2 separate regions of the Homo sapiens genome follow, and region 1 is linked to region 2. Evidence: chromatin loops called from intact Hi-C (ENCODE). Cell type or tissue: IMR-90. All regions are shown on one strand. Each heading gives the region's core, and the rest is flanking DNA. Links, peaks and the distances in the headings are about the cores only.

What was found. A loop is a pair of places that touch in the nucleus more often than their neighbours do. Peaks named below come from ENCODE experiments on the same cell type or tissue, not always from the same donor. Only the 100,000 strongest peaks of a DNase experiment are listed, where the experiment ranks them.
Region 1: a loop joins it to region 2, with 3 times the contacts of the local background. A loop is called at or near these places in 3 of 110 quality-filtered maps.

What each region holds. Positions count from the first base shown.
Region 1 is chr14:102,786,872-102,804,198 of GRCh38, forward strand. All of the region lies in intron 1 of TRAF3 (TNF receptor associated factor 3), which reads left to right. It overlaps LOC124903426 (small nucleolar RNA U13), which reads right to left and starts at 2,720; the gene lies at 2,620-2,720. RefSeq lists enhancers at 3,597-3,666, 11,947-11,996. In IMR-90, for the core only: a CTCF peak has its summit at 8,923; DNase peaks (open chromatin) are centred at 8,360 and 8,850; H3K27ac peaks cover 664 bases.
Region 2 is chr14:102,888,774-102,896,773 of GRCh38, forward strand. It overlaps TRAF3 (TNF receptor associated factor 3), which reads left to right. Exons shown (of 12, transcript NM_145725.3): 8 at 787-861; 9 at 2,552-2,644. Among named protein-coding and RNA genes, the nearest start is that of AMN, 30 kb to the right of the region's middle. RefSeq lists enhancers at 1,936-2,436, 2,437-2,937. In IMR-90, for the core only: no CTCF peak of the experiment used is centred there; DNase peaks (open chromatin) are centred at 2,998 and 4,838.

The DNA of each region.
Region 1 (17,327 bases), core at 4,061-12,060, 98 kb before region 2:
CCCATCTAACTACTCAGGAGGCTGATGCGGGAGGAGTGCTTGAGCCCAGGAGGTCGAGGCTACAGTGAGGTGTTACTGTGTCACCATACTTCCGCACTTTAGCCTGGGTGACTCAGTGAGATCCTGTCTCAAAACAAGAACAAGAAAAATCAGAGCATGTGAGAGAATATAAGAACCTAATATTTCAGAAGTGATCATTTCTCTTCCCCTTTCCTTTCCTGAGTGGTTTGATAAAGGGAATGACTTATTAGCAATGTGGATGACAGGCTGTCTTGGAAGTATGGCCTGTCCCTGGAAGAAATACCGGTGGGAGTAGAAGGACATTATTGGACTGCAAATAAATTATTTATAAAAAGGGTAAAATGTCTAGAAACTGAAATCACAGTATATTTGCACAAAAGGAACATCTATAGATATCTCCCTTTTTAAAAAGCAATTTTAACATATGAATTTTTATATATTTAAATTCGTATTTTAGCACTTTTTTTTCTGTTATTTAGCAATAATAATATTCTTCAATTTGGGCTGGGCGTGGTGGCTCACGCCTGTAATCCCAACACTTTGGGTGGCTGAGGTGGGCGAATCACTTGAGGTCAGGAGTTCGAGACCAGCCTGGCCAACATGGTAAAACCCCATCTCTACTAAACCAAAAAAAAAAAAAAAAAATTAGCTGGGTGTGGTGGCACATGCCTGTAGTCCCAGCAACCTGGGAGGCTGAGGCAGGAGAATCGCTTGAATTCGGGAGGTGGAGGTTGCAGTGAGCCGAGATGGCGCTACTGCACTGCAGCCTGGGTGACAGTGAGACTGTCTCAAACAACAACAAAAACAACAACAACACTTCGATTTATTCAGGCCTCTGTTCACATTTTACCTCTTCAAAGGGGTCTTCTGAACACCCTAATTAAACAGCCCATGCTGTTGCTGTGGTCACTTGCCTTGCTTTTTTTTTTTTTCCATAGCAGAAAATGGTTTTCCTTTCCTTTTTCTTTTTTTTTTTTTTGAGATGGAGTCTCCCAGTCACCCAGGCTGGAGTGCAGTGGTGTGATCTTGGCTCACTGCAACCTATGCGTCCCAGGTTCAAGCCATTCTCATGCCTCAGCCTCCCGAGTAGCTGGGATTACAGGTATGCACCACCCCACCTGGCTAATTTTTGTATTTTTTTAGTAGAGACAGGGTTTCACCATTGTTGACCAGGCTGGTCTCGAACTCCTGTGCTCAAGGGATCTGCCCGCCTCAGCCTCCCAAAGTGCTGGGATTACAGGTGTGAGCCCCCACACCCGGCCTGCAGAGAATGTATTTCTATTACCTTAACCTGTGTACTAGGAGTGTGCCTGGCATATGGTAGGTTCTCAAGTATTTGCATAAATGAACCAGTATATTATAGCCCAATGTTTTATTGAGGCAAAATTCACATAACATACAATTAAGCATTTTAAGTGTGCAGCTCAGCCGTATTTAGTGTATTCACAATGTTCTGCAACCACCAGCTCTCTCTAGTTTAAAAATCAGGCCAGGCATGGTAGCCCGCACCTGTAATTTCAGCATTTTGGGAGGCTGGGGTGGGAGGATCACTTGAGTCCAGTAGTTTGAGACCAGCCTGGGCAACAGAGGAAGACTCCATCTCAACAAAAATAAAGAATTAGCTTGGTTGGGTGTGGTGTCTCACGCCTGTAATCCCAGCACTTTGGGAGGCTGAGGCGGGCGGATCATGAGGTCAAGAGATCAAGACCATCCTGGCCAACATGGTGAAACCCCGTCTCTACTAAAAATAGAAAAATTAGCTGGGCGTGGTGGCGCATGCCTCTAGTCCCAGCTACTCAGGAGGCTGAGGCAGGAGAATCACTTGAGCCCAGGAGGCAAAAGTTGCAGTGAGCTGAGATCACGCCACTGCACTCCAGTCTGGGAGACAGAGCAAGACTCCATCTCAAAACAAAACAAAACAAAACAAAACTGGGCACAGTGGCTTGAGCCTGTATGTAGTCCCACCTACTCCAGAGGCTGAGGCAGGAGGATCGCTTGAGCCCAGGAATTCGAGGCTGCAGTGACCTATGATCACACCACTGCACTCCAGCCTGAAGGACAGATGGAGAACCTATCTCTTAAAAAAGAAAAACAACTTTTCATCCCCCTTTACCCATTAAGTAATCACTCCCATTCCCCAATCCTCCCATCCCTTGATAACCTCTAATCTGCTTTTGGTCTCTGTGGATTTGCCTATTTTAGATATAGCATCTAGGAATCATATAACTTGTTTTTTGTATCTGGCTGCTTTCACTTAGCATGATGTTTTTGAGGTACATCCAAATTGTAGCATGTGCCAGTATTTGTTCCTTTTTATTGCTGAATCATAATCCATTGTATGTACATACATGCCACAATCTGTCTATTCATTTGTTCATGGGCATTTGGATTATTTTCACTGACTATTAAGAATAATGCTGCTATAAACATTTGTGTACAAGTTTCTGTGTAGGTATGTTTTTATTTCACTTGGGTATATACCTAGGAGTGGAATTGCTGGTCATACGGTAATATCGTGTTTAACTTATTCCCACCAGCAGTGTTCCAATTTCAGGACATCTTTGCTAAATTTATTTTTTTTGTTTTGTTTCTTTTTCATGTCATATGGGTAATGTGCCGACGTCATAACAAGGTTTCAGAGTGGCACCTCTCACACCTTCATTTGAATACCCAATCACACTTATGAACTACAAAAGGATATATGTGTGTGTGTGTGTGTGTGTGTGTGTGTGGTATGTGTATATGTATGTATATATTTTTGTTTAAAGCTATTCTAGTTAAAGTGGTATCTCGTGGTTTGGGTTTGTATTTTCTTGATGAGCAAAGATATTGAATGTCTTTTCATGTGACTCTTGGCCATTTGTGTATTTTTGGAGGGAAGACAATGTTTGTTGAGTTCTTTATATATTCTGAATGTTAAACTTTTTTTTTTTCTTCTTTTTTTTGAGACCGAGTCTCCTTCTGTTGCCCAGGCTGGAGTGCAGTGGTGCAGTGGCATGATCTTGGCTCACTGCAATCTCCGCCTCCTGGGTTCCAGCAATTCTCATGCCTCAGTCTCCTGAGTAACTGGGACTACAGGCACACGCCACCATGCCTGGCTAATTTTTGTATTTTTAGTAGAGATGGGGTTTTGCCATGTTGCACAGGCTGGTCTAGAACCCCTGGCCTCAAGTGATCCACCCACCTCAGCCTCCCAAAGTGTTGGGATTATAGGTGTGAGCCACTGCACTCAGCCTCTTCTGAGTTTTATTGTTTTAGTTTTTACCTTTAGGTTTTTGATCCATTTCAGTTAATTCTTGTATATGGAATGAGATAGGAGTCCCAATTCATTCTTTGTATGTTCTTATTTAGTTTTCCCAGCACCATTTATTGAAAACACTATTCTTTCCCTATTGAATCGTCTTGGCACCCTTGTTAAAAATAAATTGGCCATAGATGTTTGCATTTATTTCTGGACTCTCAGTTCTATTCTGTTGCTCTGTAAGTCTGTTACATCAGTACCACACTATATTAGTCTGTTCTCATGCTGCTAATAAAGACATACCTGAGACAGGGTAATTTATAAAGAAAAAGAGGTTTAATGGACTCATTGTTTCACATGGCTGGGGAGGCCTCACAATCATGGTGAAAGGCAAAGAAGGAGGAAAGGTATGTCTCACATGGCAGCAGGCAAGAGAGTCTGTGCAGGGGAACTGTGCTTTATAAAACCATCAGATCTTGTGAGACTTACTATCATGAGAACAGCACCCCCACGATTCAGTTACCTCCCCCTGGGTTCCTTCCCATAACATGTGGGGATTATATGAGCTACAATTCAATATGAGATTTGGATGGGGACACAGCCAAACCATATCACACACTGTTTTGATTACTGAAGCTTTGTAGTAAGTTTTGAAGTAGTAAGTTTGGGAAGTATGAGTCTCCCAACTTTTTCATTTTCTATATTGTTTTGACTATTTGGGGCCAGTTGCAACTTTATATGAATTTGAATATCACCTTTTTCATTTCTGCAAAAAAGGTCATTGGAATTTTAATAGGGAGGGGATTGATTCTGTAGATTGCTTTGGGGGGTTGCAATCTTAACAGTATTGTCCTCCAATCCATGAACGTGAGATGTCTTTTCTTTTCTTTTTTTTTTTTTTTTCGAGAGGGAGTCTCGCTCTGTTCCCCAGGCTGGAGTGTAGTGGCACAGTCTCGGCTCACTGCAACCTCCGCCTCCCGGGTTCATGCCATTCTCCTGCCTCAGCCTCCCGAGTAGCTGGGACTACAGGCACCTGCCACCATGCCTGGCTAATTTTTTGTATTTTTTGTAGAGACGGGGTTTAACTGTGTTAGCCAGGATGGTTTCAATCTCCTGATCTCGTGATCCACCCACCTCGGCCTCCCAAAGTGCTGGGATTACAGGTATGAGCCACCGCGCCCAGCTGAACTTGGGATGTCTTTTCATTCAATTATGTCTCCTTTAATTTCTTTAAGCAATATTTTGTAGTGTTAGTGTACAAATCATTCATCTCTTTGGATAAATTTATTTCTGGGTGCTTTATTTTTGTGGGTTCTATTGTAAATGAAATTATTTTCTTACCTTTCTTTTTGTATTGCTCATTGCTGGTATATAGAAACAACTGATTTTTGTATGTTGGTCTTATGCCCTACAACCTTGTTGAATTTATTACCTCTAGTAGTTATTTTGTGGGTTCTGTGGGATTTCTTTATACAGAATCATGTCACCTGCATATATAATTTACCTCTTCTTTCTAATTTGAATGCCTTTTATTTCTTTTTCTTGCCTAATTGCTCTGGCTAAGACATTTAGTAAAATTTTGAATAGGAGTGATGAAAGTGAGCATCCTCATATTGTTCCTGATCTTAGGGGAAGCTTTTCACCATTGATTATGAAGTTAGCTGTGTTTTCTTTCTTTCCTTTTTTTTTTTGTTTTTGACACAGGGTCTTGCTCTGTCACCCATGCTGGAGTGCAGTAGTGCAATCATGGCTGACTTCAACCTCTGCCTCCCAGGCTCAAGCGATCCTCTCACCTCAGCCTCCTGAGTAGGTGGGACCAAAGGCACATGCCACAATGCCCTGCTGTTTTTTTTTATTTTTTATTTTTGGTAGAGATGGGTTTCGCCATGTTGCCCAGGCTAGTCCCAAACTCCTGAGCAGTCAGCCCACCTTGGCCTCCCAAAGTGCTGGGATTACAGGTGCGAGCCACTGTGCCTGGACTTTTTTTTTTTTTTTTTTTTTTTTTTTATCAGACCAGGTCTCACTCTTTTGCCCAGGCTGGAGTACAGTGATGTGATCATAGCTCACTGCAGTCTTGAACTCCCAGGCTCAAGCAGTGCTCCTTCTTTAGCCTCCCCGGTAGCTGGGACTACTATAGGTGCAAGCTGCCACACCCTGCTAATTTTTTAATTTTTGTGGAGACAGGGTCTTGCTGTGTTGCCCAGGTTGGTCTCAAATTCCTCACCTTGAGCAGTTCTCCTGCCTTAGCCTCCCAGGTAGCTGGGATTACAGGTGTGCACCAATATGCCCAGTTAATTGATTTTTTTTTTTTTTTTTTTTTTAGTGATGGGGTCTTGCTGTGTTGCCTAGGCTGATCTCAAACTCCTGGCCTCAAGCAGACCTCCTGCCTCAGACTCCCAAAATGCTGGGATTACAGGTGTGAACCACTGTGCCTGGCCACTGACTTTTTTTTTTTAATGGAAGGTTGTTGAGTTTTGTCAAATGCTTTTTGTGCATCTTCTGAGATGATCATATTTTTTTCATTGTTCTAGTAATGTAGTGTATTGTATTGATTTTGTTTTGTATGTTGAATCACCCTTGCATTCCTGGGATAAATCTCACTTTGTCATGGTATATAATCCTTTTAATGTGTTGTTAGATTGAGTTTGCTACTATTTTGTTGAAGATTTTTGTGTCTATGTTCATTAGGAATATTAGTCTGTAGTTTTCTTTTTTTTTTCATTTTTGAGACAAAGTCTTCCTTTGTCACCCAGGCTGGAGTGCAGTGGTGCGATCTCGGGTCACTGCAACCTCAGCCTCCCCAGTAGCTGGGATTACAGGCATGCACCATCATGCCTGGCTAATTTTTGTATTTTTAGTAGCGACAGGGTTTTGCCATGTTGGCCAGGCTGGTCTCGAACACGTGGTCTCATGTGATCCACCTGCCTTGGCCTCCCAAAATGCTGGGATTTACAGGCATGAGCCACTGCACCCTGCCTGTAGTTTTCTTTCCTTGTGATATTTTTGACTTCGGTATCTGGGAACCAATCTTTTTTTGAGACAGGGTCTTACTCTGTTGCCCAGGTTGGAGTGTAGTGGTACGATCTTGGCTCACTGCAGCCTTGGCCTCCTGTGCTCAAGTGGTCCTCCCACCCAGCTGCCTGAGTAGCTGGTACTACAGGCACTTGCCACCACACCCAGCAAGTTTTGTTCATTTTTTTTGTACAGATGAGGTCTCACTGTGTTGCCCAGGCTGGTCTTCGACTCCAGGCCTCAAGTGATCCTCTTGCCTCAGCCTCCCAAAGTGCTGGGATTACAGGTGTGAGCCACTGCTCCCAGCCCCCAGTTGTATTTTGACTGTGCATCATGTTTCTTCAGAATTTTGAAACCTGCCCTCTCCTAATTGAGAAAATTCTAAGAGGGTTTCCAAGCAGACAACCCTAACATCTCTGGCTGGGATGATGATGATTGTACCATGTACTTCCCCTCTTCTCAACACAGACACATTCATGTTGTAGTGCCAGCTGTAAGCATAGGAGTTGCACTTAATGGCTTACAGCTGGGGAAAATCATGGCTGATAGCACACCACCAGTGCAGGATCAGGGAAGGGAACTCTATTCCTGATGCCAGGACAGGAAAGAGATGTGCTTCCTTCATTTCATGAAAAAGCCACAGATTGTTCCGGATAATGGTTGCTGAATAAGAAACCACCCTAAACATCAGTGATTTAAAACAGTAATCTACTACTACATCTCATGGTTCTGTGGGCTGATCAAGCAGGGCTCAGCTGGGTGATTCTTCTGCTCCATGTGGCCTTGATGGAGGTAATTTATTGGTATTCATCTGTTGGCTGGTCCAGTCATGAGGGTCCAAGAGGGCCGTACACACATGCTTGGATGGTTGGAAGGCCAGGCTCAGGGGATCCTCCCTCTCCTTGTGCTCTCAGGTCCTCTGCAGATGGCCTTTCTCCTAAGGTGGTTGTGCTTCTTACATGACAACTCAGAACTCTTAGAGTGAGTGTTCTAGGAGAGGAAGTGGAAGCTGCCAGTCTCTCTCTCTCTTTCTTCTTTTTTTTCTTTTGAGATAGAGTCTCACTCTTTTGCCCAGGCTGAGTACAGTGGTACCATCATAGCTCACTGCAGCCTCAAACGCCTGGGCAGAAGTGATCCTCCCAGCCCAGCCTCCCAAGCAGCTGGGACTACAGGTGCATGCCACCTTGCATGGCTAATTTCTTAGTTTTTAACTTTTTGTAGAGACAAGGTCTTAACTACGTTGCCCAGGCTGGTCTTGAACTCCTGGGTTCAAACGATCCTCCCACCTTGGCCTCCCAAAGTGTTGGGATTACAGGCGTGAGCTACTGTGCCCAGTCTGGAGCTGCCAGTATCTTAAGCCTGGGCTTGGATATCAGTGTAGCATTATTCCTGCCATGTTCTAAAAAGACACAGAGTCCTCCTATATTTGAGGAGAGGGGACATGGACCCTAACTCTTGATGAAAGGAGGGTCGAAGAATTTGTGACTGTCCTTGATCTGGTATACGCATGGTGGCTAGATTCCATAGTGCTCTCAGTAATATATGTTAGATACCCATTTGAAAACTGTTGTGGATTAAAATGGAAATGCCAACTGTTGTGTGTTACTCATTTTCAGTGAGTACATTCTGTGTTCTGAATCAATAATTTCTAAAAAACTTTTGGAGTATACCTATTCATAAAATAATTACCTCTATAAAATGTATGTCTTATCAGCAGCCATCCTTGATCATGTGTTTGTCAAGTTTTTCAAGTACAGCTTTGGGTCCATACGTTTTTTCTTCCTATTACTAGTTCATTTTAAAAATTTGTTGAAACCTTCCCTTTTATTTTAAATAATATTGTGGGGTTTTAATATTTCTCTCTGTTCTTAAAAAAAGCTTCATTGAGAAAATATAAGTAAGCCTATATATCCTAAAGTTCCTTTCCTTTACTCTAGATCATTCTAGTAAATCCCCTAGAGACAGTTCTGGCTGTTTATATATAAAAGTGTGGTATAATTTGACAGTGTGTGCAGAGGTGTGTATGGATGTGCTCTCACATAGAAACCCTGCCTCCCCAGCCTGTCTCAGCTGATTGTTGCAACACTGAGCCGAGCAAACATGATGAGGTCACAGAGAAGTGAGGGAGTGGTTTTAAATAATGAAACAGGAAATCTCTGTCTTTGGCTCCAGTGGTGCCCCAGTGTTTTGGGATTAATGAGGGAAGAGCTATGTCTGCCTGTGTTCCATGAGTGCCCCTTGCTTGTACCTCTATGGAGAACCCCAACAACCCTGGCTGGAAAGCCACCTAATCCTGTGTTTCCCAAGCATAACCTCCCTTTGTTCCCAAGTAAGTCTTTCCTAGACACCTGAACTTCTGTGCAACATAGGCATGAATGAGGAGAGTGAGCTACTGTGGTGTTATATATATACACACACATATATACATGATATGTATGCATGATATGTATATATGTGTGTGTGTGTGTGTGTGTGCATAGTTTTCATCCATTGTTTCTGACTCATAAGTCCCATAGCCCTTGTTACAGTCTTTTGTTGTAATGTTGGGTGTCTTGCCTCCTTTCAGCTGCCCAAGGCAGGACTCTAATCTGACTGTGAGTCAGAAGACCCTTATTCCAGAGAGGGCCCTGCCTCATTCCCTAGAGGCAGGAATGCTGCACAGAGAGGCCAAGATAAGTCCGAACAGACAGGCCTTGCTGGGTTTAGATCATGGTTTTTTGTCCAGAAACATTTCTAGATGATTGTAAGTCATGCCTGTGTAATGAAGCCACCATAAAAACTCAAGGACAGGCCGGGCATGGTTGCTCACGCCTGTAATCCCAGCACTTTGGGAGGCTGAGGCGGGCGGATCACCTGAGGTCAGGAGTTTGAGACCAGCCTGGTCAACATGGTGAAACCCCATCTCTACTAAAAATACAAAAATTAGCCGGGTGTGGTGTCGGGTGCCTGTAATCCCAGCTACTTGGGAGGCTGAGGCAGGAGAATTGCTTGAACCCGGGAGGTGGAGGTTGCAGTGAGCCGAGTTGCACCATTGCATTCCCACCTGGGTGACACAGCAAGACTGTCTCAAAAACAAACAAACAAACACTCAAGGACAGCGTTCAAGAGCTTCCAAATGGCGGAACACGTGGAGGTTTCTGAGGATGGCCCGAGGGAGGGCATGGAGGCTCCCGCCTGGCCTCATACCTCGCCCTTTGCGTCCCTTCATCTGTGTCTTCTGCAGTATCCTCTACGATATACCGGTAACTGTAAGTACATATTTCCCTGAGTCCTGTGAGCCACTCTGGCAAATTAATCGAATCCAAAGAGGGCTTGTGGGAACCCCAACTTGAAGCTGGTGGGTCAGAAGTTCTAGAGGCCTGGACTTGCGACTAGTGTCTGAAGTGGGGATGGGGGGTGGACAGCCTTGGCGACTGAACCGCCAACAGCTTTGTTCACGCAATTCTTCTGCATTGGCGATTGTTGTCAGGTTGTGAGAGCAGGGGAAAAACACAGGTTGAGAGAGTTTTTCCCCAAACAGCCCCTGGTCGATGCCCCGGAATGACTGGCTGCTGCATGGAATTGCAGAGGCCTGAGTGCCTCTGCTTCTACCGTGATTCCTGAGGCCAAGACCTCTGGTCTGCATGGTCTGAAGTCTCTTACGAAGGTAAAATGTTATGTATATATTTTGAATAAGGGTACCTGTTCCTCATTCTGTCCTTTTGAATTCCAAAAGTGTGTTGGCCTGTGAGATAGCATAAGGGACAGAATCATTGCTCTCGTGAGCCTTTGGGCTTGCTTCCTTAGGCACTACGTACTTTCTCATTCCCCATTGCCTTCAGGATTCTTTCTGTCAGAATGTAGTGGCTGTGGCCTGGGGGTGACCAGCATAGGGGCCAAAGAAGGGTAATGAGTCTTGAGGCCTACAGAGGGTAGTAGGCAAGGCGGGAGGGCAAGGGCCAGGGGGCAGCATCATTCACACAGTTGAAAACGTGCCCTTGGCCTGTCTCCTCTCTGTGTTCTGCATCTTAGAAAATAGATATTGTCTTGTGTTAAGATGAATCAATATAGTTACCCCTTTTTATATTGTCTTAAGCTTCTTAGGAACTGCTTTGTATTTTAGTCACTCAGGCTTGGAGTGAAACATGTAATGTGTAGTTCAACCTGAAAAAATTGGTCTGAGAGGCGTCTTCATAGAGTCCCCAATTCTATATATGATGAGGTCTCATCAAGCTTTGACATTCTGCTCTTTTACGTGTAACACTACTAATGTAAATGTTTCTGGATTGTAAAGAATGGTGGGAAGCGTAGAGATTATCTGTTGGTAAGCCAGAGGCAGGAGGAAGAGGAGGAGGAGGAGGAGATAGTGGCGTCCCTCCTGCAGAAACCCCGCAGTGGAAGGACAAGATTGCAGGAGGAGTTAGAGACCAGTGGTCTAGTCCCCATCTGTCTTTGTGACCTTAGGCAAATCATTGAATCTCTTTGAAAGCCTTGTCTCCTTGCATGGCATATGGAGATTATAGTTGCTGTGAAAATAAAATAATCAGTTTTTAAAAATCCATAAAAATGAAAAATGGTATTTAAGGTTGAAGGCACTTGTATTTCTTTTTCTTTCTTTTTTTTTTTTTTGAGATGTAGTTTTGCTCTTGTCACCCAGGCTGGAGGTGCAGTGGCGTGATCTTGGCTCACCGCAACCTCCGCCACCCAGGTTCAAGCGATTCTCCCGCCTCAGCTTCCCGAGTAGCTGGGATTACAGGTTTGCACCACCACGCCTGGCTAAGTTTGTATTTTTAGTAGAGACAGGGTTTCACCATGTTGGTCAGGCTGGTCTCCAACTCCTGACCTCAGGTGATCTACCTGCCTCGGCCTCTCAGAGTGCTGGGATTACAGGTGTGAGCCACCACGCCCAGCCTAGGCACTCGTATTTCTTAGTCGGGAAAGAGAGGACAGGATATGTCCACCACACATTCACCAGTTCAGCATGTATTAACTACTGTGTGCCTGACTAAGCTTAGGTACTCAGTGTATTTTCATGTAAAGAAAAACAACATTTAAAACATTTAAGTGAGCACTGACCAAATCTAGCTTAGTTCAGAAAACCCTTTTTTTTTTTTTGAGACTGGGTCTTGCTCTGTTGCCCAGGTTGGAGTGCAGTGGTGCGATCACAGCTCACTGTAGCCTCGACCTCTCAGTCTCAAGTGATCCTCACTTTCTAAGTTTCCAACATTTTTTGGGCCAGGTACGGTAGCTCACACCTGCAATCCCAGCACTTTGGGAGGCAAAGGTGAGCAGATTGCTTGAGTTCAGGAGTTTGAGACCAGCCTGGGCTTTATGGAGACCTCATCTCTATAAAACAAATATAAAAACTAGCCAGGTGTGGTGGCGTGTGCCATTAGTTCCAGCTCCTCAGGAGGCTGAGGTAGGAGGACAGCTTGAATCTGGGAGGCAGAGGTTGTGGTGAGCTGAGATCGCACCACTGCACTCCAGTCTGGGCGACAGAGCGAGACCCTGTCTCAAAAACAAAATTTTTTTTGTAGAGATGGGGCCTCTATGTTGCCCAGGCTGGTCTCAAATTCCTAGGTTCAGGTGATCCTCCTGATTCGGCCTCCCAAATGGCCGGGATTATAGGCATGACCACTGTACCCGGCCTCAGCAGACCTTTGTAAAGCACTTCATGGGTGCCAGTCCTGCTGTTACAGTGCTAGGTAAATGCATAAAAATGCTCCATGAGGCATTCTGTGTTCTCAGGAAATTCAGACTGCCAGTTTCAGTCTGGAACGTGACACTTTATGAAGGAGGCAATAGAACAAAAAAAGGACAAATTACAGGATTAGTAATTATCAAAAGCTAATACCGAGGTCAGAATAGGACTCTTGTTCAGTTTACATGAGGAATTTAACCAAATGAGCTTCTGCAGAGAACCAGCATTAGGGTGGTGACCAGGCTGGGGTACATACATGTCATATCAGAAGTGACCTGAGACTGGGTGTGAGAAGCAGTGGCTGATTTGGACTACTGAAAGCAGAATTAAGAGTCTGGTGGCATTGGGGGGAGATTAGTGCTGTGGAAGTCCTGCTCAGAGTCTTTCTCATGATGGGTACATTTGGGAGGAGCTTAGCAGACATCAGAGGACCTGCAGAGAGTTGACACAGCGGGAGGAACCAGCTGCACTACCACTCATGTTCTTTTCCATCTTAGCATCTCGTGAGCATAATTCAGAATACACAGTTTGATTAAGTATGTGCAGATTCCATTCAGTTCATGAATTCATTCCCACAGTGTAGCCTAGCCCAAGTGTTAGCACTTCTTTACTTGTTTTTGTTGTTGTTGTTGTTTGTTTTTTTGAGACGGAGTTTCACTCTGTCGCCCAGGCTGGAGTGCAATGGTGCGATCTCTGCTCGCTGCAACCTCCGTCTCCCAGATTCAGGCAGTTCTTCTGCCCCAGCCTCCTGTGTAGCTGGGACTACAGGCACATGCCACCATACCTGGCTAATTTTTGTATTTTTAGTAGAGATGGGGTTTCACCATGTTGGTCAGGCTGGTCTTGAACTCTTGCCCTCAAAGGACCTGCGTGCCTTGGCATCTCAAGTGCTGGAATTACAGGCTGAGCCACTGCTCTTGGCCAAGCACTTCTTTTCTCATAGTCTTCTGCTAAGTATTTCCTTCTGTCAGCTGCCAGGCAGCAATAGTTTTCACATTTGTTTGTGGTTGTCCTCTAGAACTTGGCCTTTAGTGTGGTATGTGTAGGATTTTGTTGATTCCAAGGGAGGGTGAAAAATGCTGTGATCCCCAGAACCTGGGATGGCTGGGGTATGTTGTCTCTGAGGAATTTAATAACATTTTGTGGTCATTGCTGGAATCTTCCTAGACTCCTTTGATGGAAAGTAGGGACTCCAAGGGGAACTCCTGACTGGGCTTGCGGGCTGCCTTCTCAGAGCCCTACTTTATTAGTGATTTATTTCTCTTAATGGGCTATTAGAAATGACCACAAAAACTGAGGCCCCCACCCATACAATTTCTATCAGTTAAGACCCTGGAAATTCAGATTTAGAGGGAATTTTTAAAGAACTCCTGGGAGTGCTGATGCCCTGCTGGACTGGGAGCCTCTGGTCCAGTGGAAGCAGCACATTCCCTCCAGGAGCCCCAGTGCTTTAGGAATGCAGTTTCCCAGGCCCTGCCTCAGACCTGCCGACTCACAGTCAGCTCTCAGAGAGGCTGTTAGGTGATCATTGCGTTCATTTAAGTGTGAGAAGCACCGTGCAGGCTTTGGGTGAGAGAGTCGGGGTTCATACCTTGCCTCTCTTCTTTCCCAGCTGCATGAACTTGACCAAGTTATTTGGCCTTTCTGAACCAGGACCGTAGCACATAAAGTGAGTGCGATGGTGCAGGCCCCAGTTCCTCAGCCACAGTGCTGAAACCCCAGAGCCTCTGAAAATGGAATGTTTTTTCATAGATTTGGTGCCACTTGGCCTGAACTTATGTGAGGCTATTTATAATCTCTATTCCACTTAATATGAATATTTCATTATTTTACCACAGATGGTTAATTAACATGTTTCCTGTTCTTTTCCTTTTTTTTTTTTTTTTTTTTGAGAAGACTCTTGCTCTGTTGCCCAGGCTAGAATCAGTGGTGTGATCAAAGCTCTCTGCAGCCTTGAACTTCTGATCTCAAGAGATCTTCCCACCTCAGCCTCTCAAGTAGCGAGGACTACAGGCTTGTGCCGCCACACCCAGCTGATTTTTTAATTTAAATTTTGTAAAGAAAGGGTTCTGGCCGGGCGCGGTGGCTCACACCTGTAATCCCAGCACTTTGGGAGGCCAAGGCGGGCGGATCACGAGGTCAGGAGATCGAGACCACGGTGAAACCCCGTCTCTACTAAAAATACAAAAAATTAGCCGGGCGCAGTGGCGGGCGCCTGTAGTCCCAGCTACTCGGGAGGCTGAGGCAGGAGAATGGCGTAAACCCGGAAGGCGGAGCTTGCAGTGAGCGGAGATCGCGCCACGGCACTCCCGCCTGGGCGACAGAACGAGACTCCGTGTCTTCTCACTTTGTTACCTAGGCTAGTCTCAGACTCCTAGACTCAAGTGATCCTCCCACCTCGGCCTCCCAAAGTGCTGGGATTACAGTCAAGAGCCACCACACCCGGTGAATTAATGTGTTTTCTTATGGTTACTGCCTCAGACTTCCCTGGAGTGTTATATAATATATAATATATAAAATATGCGTACAATATTTCCTTTCTAAAATTCAAAAAATTCTGAACTCTGAAACACATCTGGCCTCGGTTTTGGATAAGGATTGTGGTGCTATAGATACCCAGCTTATAGGTGGGTCAGTATATGCCATGTTAGTGTGTTGGTATGTGTAGAAAACTCTTGGCAGTTAGCAGGCACCCAACAAATGCAGCTATTTTTGTTTGTTTGTTTTGAGACAGTGTCTCACTCTGTCACCCAGGCTGAGGTGCAGTAGTACAATCACAGCTCACTGCAGCCTCGATTTCCTGGGTTCAAGTGATCCGCCCATGTCAGCTTCCCAAGTAGCTGGGACCACGAGTATGAGCCACCACACCTGCTTAATTTAAAAAAAATTTTTAATTAAAAAAATTTTTTTTGGTCTGCTGCAGTGGCTCACATCTGTAATCCCAGCGCTTTGGGAGGCCGAGGCGGGCAGATCACAAGGTCAGGAGATGGAGACCATCCTGGCTAACACAGTGAAACCCCGTCTACTAAAAATACAAAAAATTAGCCGGGCGTGGTGGCGGGCGCCTGTAGTCCCAGCTACTCAGGAGGCTGAGGCAGGAGAATGGCGTGAACCCGGGAGGCGGAGCTTGCAGTGAGCCGAGATCATGCCACTGCACTCCAGCCTGGGCGACAGAGCGAGACTCCATCTCAAAAAAAAAAAAAAATTTTTTTTTTTTGAGACGGAGTCTCACTATGTTGCCCATTCTGGTCTTGAACTCCTAGTGGTCGTCCCACCTTGGCCTCCCAAAGTGCTGGGATTGCAGGCATGAGCCATTGCACCTGGACTCATTTTTTTTTTTTTTTTTTGAGATGGAGTCTCTCTCTGTCGCCCAGGCTGGAGTGCAGTGGCGCAATCTTGGCTCACTGCAACCTCCGCCTCCCGGGTTCACGCCATTCTCCTGCCTCAGCCTCCCGAGTAGTTGGGACTGCAGGCGCCCGCCACCATGCCTGGCTAATTTTTTGTATTTTTAGTAGAGATGGGGTTTCACTATGTTAGCCAGGATGGTCTCAATCTCCTGACCTCGTGATCTGCCCGCCTCGGCCTCCCAAAGTGCTGGGATTACAGGCGTGAGCCACCACGCCCAGCCAACTGTTTAAAGACATTTCAAGCCAAGAGCAGAAGTTGTGTTAGAAGGTGGCTGTATTAGTCCAATTTCACGCTGCTATGAAAAAATACCTGAGGCTGGGCGCGGTGGCTCACGCCTGTAATCCCAGCACTTTGGGAGGTCGAGGTGGGAGGATCATGAGGTCAGGAGTTCAAGACCAGCCTGGCCAAGATGGTGAAACTCCATCTCTACTAAAAATACAAAAAAATTAGCCGGGTGTGTGGCGGGCGCCTGTAATCCCAGCTACTCAGGAGGCTGAGGCAGGAGAATTGCTTGAACTTGGGAGGCGGAAGTTTCAGTGAGCCGAGATCGTGCCACTGCACTCTAGCCTGGGCAACCGAGCAAGACTCTGTCTCAAAAAAAAGAAATACTCGAGACTGAGTAATTTATTAATATAAAGAAAAGAGGTTTAATTGACTCACAGTTCAGCATGGCTGGGGAGGCCTCAGGAAACTTACAATCATGGTGGAAGGGGAAGCAAACACATCCTTCACATGGTGGCAGCAAGGAGAAGTGCAGAGCAAAGGGGGAAAAGCCCCTTGTAAAACCATCAGATCTCGTGAGAACTCACTGTCACAAGAACAGGATGGTGGAAACTGCCCCCATGATTCAATTACCTCCCCCCAGGTCCCTCCCATGACACATGGAGATTATGGGAACTACAATTCAAAATGAGATTTGGGTAGAGACACAGCCCTATCAGTGGCTTACGCTCCTGGCTTGGCCTCCTGGCAGGCTTTTTATAGAGGGAGTGGGATCCTTGCTGGTTATGAAGGACTTGTGTTCCTTAGAGTTACAGTCTTGGAATGTCAGCCCTCAGCTTCTTGTTTTTCTTTTCACCCAGATGGTGCACATAAGGAGGCAGCGTGAGGTGGGGTGGTGGCTAAGGGCGTGAGTGCTGGTGGCAGGCTGCCTGGTCTGAGTGACCCTGGGTCTTGGGCAGTTACCTTCCGTGTGTCTCAGTTCTTTTACCTAGAAATAAGGATAATGGTACTTACCCCCTGGAGTGTGAGATGGAAAGCATTTAGCATAGGTAAGCTCAGTAAAATTTAGCAGTTTTAGTTATCTAGGACTATAATGGAGGTTAAGTTGGCCAGAAGTATAATTTTTTTTTTTTTTTTAAGAGACAGGGTCTCGCTCTGTTGCTTTGGCTGGACTCAAGCTCCTGGGCTCAACTGATCCTCCTGCTTCAGCCTCCTGAGTAGCTGGGTGTGCACCCTGCACCCAGCCAGAAGTGGAATATCTTGTTGGGGCTGGGCTTAGAGCTGGAGCTGGTGGCCGGCTCTGCTCGCTTACAGAATTCTGTACGGTTTCTGATTTCTCTCAGCCCATCTGTCCTTCACTTGCAAGCATCTGATGACTGCTGCATGTACCATAAAAACATGCAAATATATAATTCTTGGCTTTGAGGAGGTGACCCTATGAAATTGACTTAAAAAAGTTGGGCTGGATATAGTGGCTGGCGCCTGTAATCCCAGCACTTTGAGAGGCTCAGGCCGGAGGGTCGCTTGAGCCCAGGAGTTTGATACCCTGTCTGAGAGAGAATTAGCTGGGCATGTTAGTGTGCGCCTGTGGTCCCAGCTACTCAGGAGGCGGGGCGAGAGGGATCCTTCCAGGCTGAGATGTGAGGGTTCTTTGAGCCCAGGAGGTCCATACTGCAGTGAGCCATGATTGGGCCACTGCATTCTAGCCTCAGTGACAGAGTGAGACTGTTTAAAAAAAAAAAC
Region 2 (8,000 bases), core at 1-8,000:
TAGCCTAACACATGACTCTAAGTCCTTAAAATGTAATCCTTTCCATTCCCTTTTCTCTTGTTAGGGCATCATAAGTAATTTTTATTTGATAACTCACCAGCATTTGAGCTGAGCAAGGGACTTTTTTCTTGCAAAACGAGTTACCTGCTCCCAGCCCCACCTAATTTTCCTGCCATCAATTAGAGTTGACAGTAGTAAGAGTGTATGGTTAGACTGATCTTAGAGGTCTTTGAAAAGCTACCTGAGTTTCTGGCCCTTACAGAGGGAAAAAGTCTTTTCAGATGAAGGAAAAACTCATCTGCACTTATCTCAAGTATTATGAGTAATGGTACATTGTGTAAGCTTGCTTTGAAAATATATTTATTTTTGTGTACCGTATATTAGGTGTGTGACCCAGTTGCATTCTGAATGCTTTCTATTTTTTTGTGTTTTCATGCAATTTTTGTTTATGGTCTTTAAATGTGCATTTCAGTTTATGTTTTTTCTTTCTTTTTTAAATTCTGGCACTACAGATGGCATGTCACATTGAACAATTTGTTCTAAAGAAACTGGAAGTTTAAGAAATGTTATAGTAAATGTATTCTTGTATATTGGCGTATATGTGTATACACGTGACTAGACCGTATATTTACTGCATAGAAGTCTAGGCAGCAGATGATATATACACACCTGTAGCGATAAACACCATTCTTAATAGTACAGCTCAGATGCTATCTGTGCCCTAATATGTTTGAACATTTTCATGCAAACGTTTGTGCCACAACTCACGTCTCTTTCCCGTTGCAGTTGAGTGCACACTTGTCAGAGTGTGTCAATGCCCCCAGCACCTGTAGTTTTAAGCGCTATGGCTGCGTTTTTCAGGTCAGTATCCGACATTTGTCCTTCCCAGTCACTGACATTCTGCCATGAGAGAAAGTTATTATATTAACATTTTAACATGCAAGCTCTGGACTCCTTATTCTTTGTCATGAAACTGAAACACCCTGTTGCATGGGTGACGAAAGCCACATGCAGCAGGTGGGATGCTCGCTTTCCAGTTGGTGGTGCTTTGAGACTTCAGGGAGACACTGTGCTGAGGTGGAAGTTAATACATTAAGAGAAGTACTACATCCAAAACCAGCTAGTAATGCAACAGGTAGACTTGACATTTGGTGGGGTTTTCAGATAGATTGTTACGGAAATTTTAGCAGTTACCTGAATATAAGCGAATATCAAACTGAGCATAGTTTCAACAGCGTGTGTGTCAGTACACAGCCATAACGATCACACACGTGTGTATCCATAAATGCATTTGATGTACATGTCTGTGCTGACTCTGACCCCAACGGGGGACAGACGCAAAATGGAGCACAGCTCATAGAGAGCACACCTCCCCGAGAACAGTGTGGGGAGGGCATCTCTGTTGCTGCCGCACATGTAGTGTGAGAAATCTGCATCTGGTGTTTTGTTGTTGTTTATTTTTTAACACATCTGAGATTGCTAGTGAATTGGAACTGAGTTTTCATTTAAATATATGTATCTTAAAACTATCAAGAGGCAGTATATGTTACAATTAAAGTATTTTATATTTTATGTAGCACCAATACATTATTATGAAGTCAGTACAGAGAGATTGGCATCTTAGTATTTTCTGAGGAAGAGAACAGCCAAAGAGTAAGAATGACTGTGCCTTCCTTTGCTTTAGTCTCTAACAAGACTGAGCCTCCCCTGTTCTGTCGTACGTAGTATCATTCATTCTCTCTGTGTATGTGTATATATATGTTTATATATTGCAACACTTATATCAACATATATATATGAATATTCTATGTACAGAGTATATGTTTTGGAGATCATTAAAATGCTTTCTGTGGCTTCTTAATTTTCTAATAGCAAAACAAATTATATTTCAGACAAATTATTTTCTTAAATATATGAAGTACAATTTCATGTGCTTATTCCTGACTCTAAAATGGTCTACATCTTATGTACTCTGTAGATTGTATTTGTTTTGTATGTAACTTTTCTAAGAATACTGGAATGGTGAAGAGCAATACATCTTTGGATACAGTGTATTTGAACTAATACATTAATACTTTAGTAAATTCTTTTGAATCCTGCTTTGCTTACGTGTTTACTAGACTGTTGTGGCAGTATCTCGCTACAACTACAGGTATCTAAACATTTTCCACTTATGCTATATTTTAATGGGAAAAATAGCTTATAATAGGTCAAGAATGAGTTTAAAATTTAATTTCTTGATATTACAAGTGTCAACCCTTGATAAGAAGCCACTTGAGATGAGCTGAAGGGATGCGGAGATAACCCTGAGATGCTCACTGTGGCACTGCAGGGTGCTGGCTCTGCTGCTCCTGGCGGCCTCCTCACCTGCACGCAGTAGCCAGGTGGCCCTGAGCACAGCCCTCCTTAGGCGCAGAGATTCCCTGTTCACTTGACGCAAATAGGTCTCCCCTCTTTGTGTTTAGTGCTGCTTTTAGGGTCGTATGTTAGCCGTTCTGCCCTTTGAAATGCAGCGAGGTTCGCTGAATGCCTCACATGTTTGCTCTCGCAGGGGACAAACCAGCAGATCAAGGCCCACGAGGCCAGCTCCGCCGTGCAGCACGTCAACCTGCTGAAGGAGTGGAGCAACTCGCTCGAAAAGAAGGTGGGCTGCACACTTTCCTGCTGCTATGGGATTTGTATCATCTCTTCAGATTATTTAAAGACAAAACCTTTTTGTAGTTATTAATGGGTTTTGGATAAAAGAAACTATCAAGAGAATGTCAAAAAAAACTCTGTGTGATCTTGAGCTTATAAATGAAGGTGTTTTATTTTTGTTATTTGTTTTTTAATTGCCAAGCAAGTGTGAAGTGCTTTTTTAAAGTCAATCACATTGTGATTATTTTAGCATCCATCCAGCACAGAGATGATCAGATGCCCAGTCCCCACCCTGCTGTTTTTTTTTTGTAAACAAAGTTTTATTGGAAGACAGCCATCCTTACTCACTCTGTGTTGTCTGTGGCTTCTTTTGCTCGAAAGCAGCAGAGTTAAGAGACATGTGGACTGTACCGCTTGAGATACTGACTACTTGGCTCTTTACAGAATAAGTTTGCCAGCCCGGACCTGGGTGGTTACCCCTCTAAATGCGTTAAACTTCTGTGTTTTTTACAAGAGACAAACAGGAAAAAATATTTGATATGATTACAATTGATTTTGTCATTTGACACCTTGTGAAACTTGGTGCGCTCTCCACATAGACAGGGCCACTTCCCAAAGAGACTCTCCCATGCTGTTCTTTTTTTTTTTTTTTTTTTTTCCCCAAGACGGAGTTTTGCTCTTGTAGCCCAGGCTGGAATGCAGTGGTGCGATCTTGGCTCACTGCAACACCTCTGCCTCCCTGGTTCAAGCAATTCTCCTGCCTCAGCCTCCCGAGTAGCTGGTATTACAGGTGCGCACCACCACACCCAGCTAATTTTTGTATTTTTAGTAGAGATGGGGTTTCTCCATGTTGGTCAGGCTGGTCTCAAACTCCCGACCTCAGGTGATCTGCCCACCTCGGCCTCCCAAAGTGCTGGGATGACAGGCGTGAGCCACCACGCCCAGCCTCCATGCTGTTCTTAAGAGGCCTTCATTGCAGGCCTATAGGCGCAGGAGCAAGCACCTTCCTCCAGTAATGCTGGTTCTCAGTGGAGTTTGTTCTGTGATGTTCAGCTCAGTGGGGCCTTCTTTTCATGAGAAGATGAAAACCTCTAAGAATGGATAGAGAAGAAGTTGTTATAGGATCTACCATTGTGGCTTAATTACAAAAATATAAACTTAATTCAATATTCAACAAACGTCTATTGAGAACTTGTAGTAGGAGGATACTATGGTGAATTAGAACAGCCAGTGGAGTTGACATTTGAGTTTCGTAAAGATTTGAATGTCTTGTTTCCAGTGTTAAATCCCAGCAATTTAAAATGTAAATATACTGCAAGGAGTCTAAAATTTTAAATAGAAAGATTTCCCTTTAATCTGCCATAAGAGAGTGTTTCATGTAAATGCGTGAGCTGAGCTTGAGAAGCAGCAGGAGGATCGGCATCCTGTGCACACACACGGAGCAGAACAGCGCTGATGAGCAGCAGTGCCGGACTCATATTCGCAGAATCCTAGCCATCTTCCCGTGAGCATAGAGCATCTGCTCTGAGTTCAACAATGGTTTACCTAGGAATCTTTTTTTTCCCTCTTTTTGAAGCTGGCATTTTATTTCTGTCTTTTTAAAATTATAGGCATAGATCACAGGCTTTTTATCTTTCATAGATGCTGTGTTTCTCATTTAGAAGGTTCTTCCTTTCATTTTAAGGATAGGCTTTGTGGCCGGGCATGGTGGCTCATGCCTGTAATCCCAGCACTTTGGGAGGCCGAGGCTGAGGCTGAGGTCGGGAGTTCAAGACCAAGCTGGCCAACATGGTGAAACCCCGTCTCTACCAAAAAAAAAAAATACAAAAATTACGCCAGCATAGTGGCAGGCGCCTATAGTCCCAGCTACTTGGGAGGCTGAGGCAGGAGAGTTGCTTGAACCCGAGAGGTGGAGTTTGCAGTGAGCCAAGATCGCGCCACTGCACTCCAGCCTGGGCGACAGAATGAGACTGTCTCAAAAAAAAAAAAAAAAAGGAATGGGCTTTGTTACTGCTGTGTTAGATACACAGTAGTTGAACAGGTCTGCAGCACATGGTTATCCAGCAGGATGGTTGTGGACCGTGGTGTCATCTGGCAGCCTTTCGGGGCCTAATCCCTGTGGGGATTTGGCTCCTTCCTTCCTGTTCTGTGCTCTTTTCCCCACTGAAAGTGAATGGTTTGCATCATTGGAAACCCCAGGACATACCAGAGCAGCCTGCCCACACACAGTGCAGCAGTTTCTCACTCTGTCAATGCCTCATGTGTTTAAACTATCTCCAGCCAAGTCACGATGGAAGCCCCGAGAGTGCAGGATGCATAACTGTGCACTTCCCTCTTGGACGTTGCCAAAGGACTGATCTCTCCCGGACTCTGTCCATCAGAGCAGAGTCCTCGCCCTGTTGTCAGGCCAGCCAGCTCGGCTCTGCACGTTCTCATTGTGCTCACGAGAAGGTGTATGGTGCCCTTTGCTAGGTCCAAAAGCAAAGGCTGGACAAACAGCAGAGATATTTATGTTTACTTAAAATGGGAATTTATTTCTTATTATAGAATTATTTAGTTGGAATTTCTTAGGTTATTTTGTTCATCTGTCTTAGAAAATAGAATGTTTGAGCGGGTTCACAAAGACTGATCCTCAGCTGGGCGCGGTGGCTCATGCCTGTAATCCTAGCACTTTGGGAGGCCGAGGCGGGCAGATTGCCTGAGCTCGGGAGTTCGAGACCAGCCTGGGCAACACGGTGAAACCCCGTCTCTACTAAAATACAAAAAATTAGCTAGGAGTGGTGGTGTGCGCCTGTGATCCCAGCTACTCGGGAGGCTGAGGCAAGAGAATGGCGTGAACCCGGGAGGCAGAGGTTGCAGTGAGCCAAGATCATGCCACTGCATTCCAGCCTGGGTGACAGAGTGAGACTCGTCTCCAAAAAAAAAGACTGATCCTCACATTCATAGTCAAACTAAAGAAAAACTGCAAAATCTGGACTTAAAAACACCCATTTTATATTTTAAGAGAGCTTAAATGGAGGGGAAATGTAAAGCCCACCAAAGTGGGCTGGAGTAAAGGATGTTCTCATTGCAGAGAACCTCGGACCTCCTGGGCCGGTGTTTTGCCGGCTCCTTGGAACACACCTGCCAGGTGGACTTTCCTGTGCCTATGGCATCTCCCTGCTAGAAGAGTGGAAGCAGTGATCTGCAGGACCTGGGAGTTGGATTCTTCGATTAAATAAATAAATAAGTAGTTTAAATAAGGGAAGTCCTAAAGTGAAAGAAGTTGAGTTTAGTGTGGCATGATGTGTGTTCATTGCTGTAAGCTGCTTCTGCTCATACTCAACTGCTTGATTTGTTGGAGAGCAGTGGCGCAATTATGGCTCACTGCAGCCTCGACCTCCTGGGCTCAAGTGATCCCATCCAGCCTCCCCAGTAGCTGGGACTGTAGGCGTTTGCACCACACCTGGCTAATTTTTGTGTTTTTTTGTAGAGATGGAGTTTCGCCATGTTGTTATCCAGGCTGGTCTTCAATTCCTTGGGCTCAAGTGGTCCGTCTGCCTCAGCCTTCCAAAGTGCTGAGACTACACGTATGAGCCATCACAGCTGGCCTATTGACAATGTTTTGGAGACATTACTGAGATTTTTTCAAAAGAGTTGGCATACATGTCATCTTTTTGCAGGGATATGAGAATAAAGAGTCTGAGAATTCTGTCCCGTCTTTGACAGATGGAAATGAATGAATTGTTACTTTCAGAGGGACACAACTACCACGCGATGCTGCATATGGCCCGCTCCACATTCGTGCAGGTTGATCACTTGTAGGAGTTCATGGACGTATGAGGCAAGGAAGGAAGGAAAGCCTTTGCGGAGTAAAATCCTAGGAAAGTGAAGTTATATTTTGCCCATGAGACATTGCAAGTTTTGTATTCCTTAGTAAATACATACTTGTTTTAAAATAAGACGGTGATTGCTTCAAAAGATGTCTCTTGACTTGGCCAACTGTGCCGAATATGAAAAGGACACCCATCTTTAGGCTGGCTACCCTTTAGATGGACAGCATCGGGAGTCAGCTCTTTATCACATCTGGTTTTGTGCCGAGATGCCCTCGGGCCATCACCTTTGTGACCATTGGTCCCCACGCATTGGTGGTTTTAGAGCGTACATCGTTGGAGAGGCACACATCGGATCTGGCACAGAGCTTAGGGTCTTCTGGGGTGGAGACCACCACCCCAATGGATAGACAGAGACACTCGTTAATAGATGGGGGATCAAGATGCCCTTTGTAAAAATCTTGTGAGAAAGAAACCCTCGTTGGAGTTACCCTTGAACTTTTCATCTTTGAGACCAGGTGTTAATTTGTCTTTGGGAGCTAATTATCTTTCAGAAAGATTTTGGAAAGGTCAAATGTGGGGTTGGAAATGCTCACTCAGCAAGCCCTCCCTTTGGCTGATGTGGGTTGCAGGGGCTCTTCTGCGCTTCCGTGGAAGGGTATCCTCAGGCATCAGCTCTGCCTCTCCGTGTTGAGGGTGAGCAGGCTGGCCCCAAGGGTGTAGCACCCATGTAATTTTTTGTATTCTCGTCACGCTCTCATTATGTTGGCAGAGCTGTTCAAACTGCAGGGTGTGGCCCCTGGGTGGATGTGAAATAATTTAGTAGGTTGTGACCAGCATTGTTTATATTTATGGGGTACAGTGTAATGTTTTGGTATATACACACACACATTGCGGAATAATTAAATCGAGCTAATTAACATATCCATCACATCACTTTGTTTAAAATCTGCTCCCCCAGCAGTCTTGAAACACACGTTAGTATGAATCACAGTCACCATGCTGTTCAGTGGGCTCAAAAACGTCCGCCCCTCTGTCTAACTGAGGCTCTGTGCCCTTTGCCCAGCAGCTCCACAAGCCTACCCCCACTACCCACCTCCACCAGCCCGGGTAACCACCATTCCCTGCTTCTGTGAGCTTGACTTTTTTAGATCCCACGTCTAAATGAGAGTGCATCGTGTTTGCCTTTCTGTGCCTGGCTTATTTCAGTTAGCATAACATCCTCCAGGGACTAGTATTTTCTTAAATGAAATGGAATAAAAAAAATCAGGGTGCATTGTAAATTATTAGGGCAAGTACAGCTTTATGACATCTGTTTTCAGGGATACACACACACGTTGGTATAAGTGGGGTGATACATAAGCATCTGTTTCTTACTATGTTACCTGGTCAACAATTGAAAAATACTCTGATAAAAGATTTGCTAGTTTTTAGCAAAAACTTGAAAAAGCATCTGATTTATTCTGAAATTCAATCAGCCGCTGCACTTTGCCTCACCCTAATTACTGGAAGAGATTCTGAGAAACACTGTTTATAGCATTCCCTATTAAA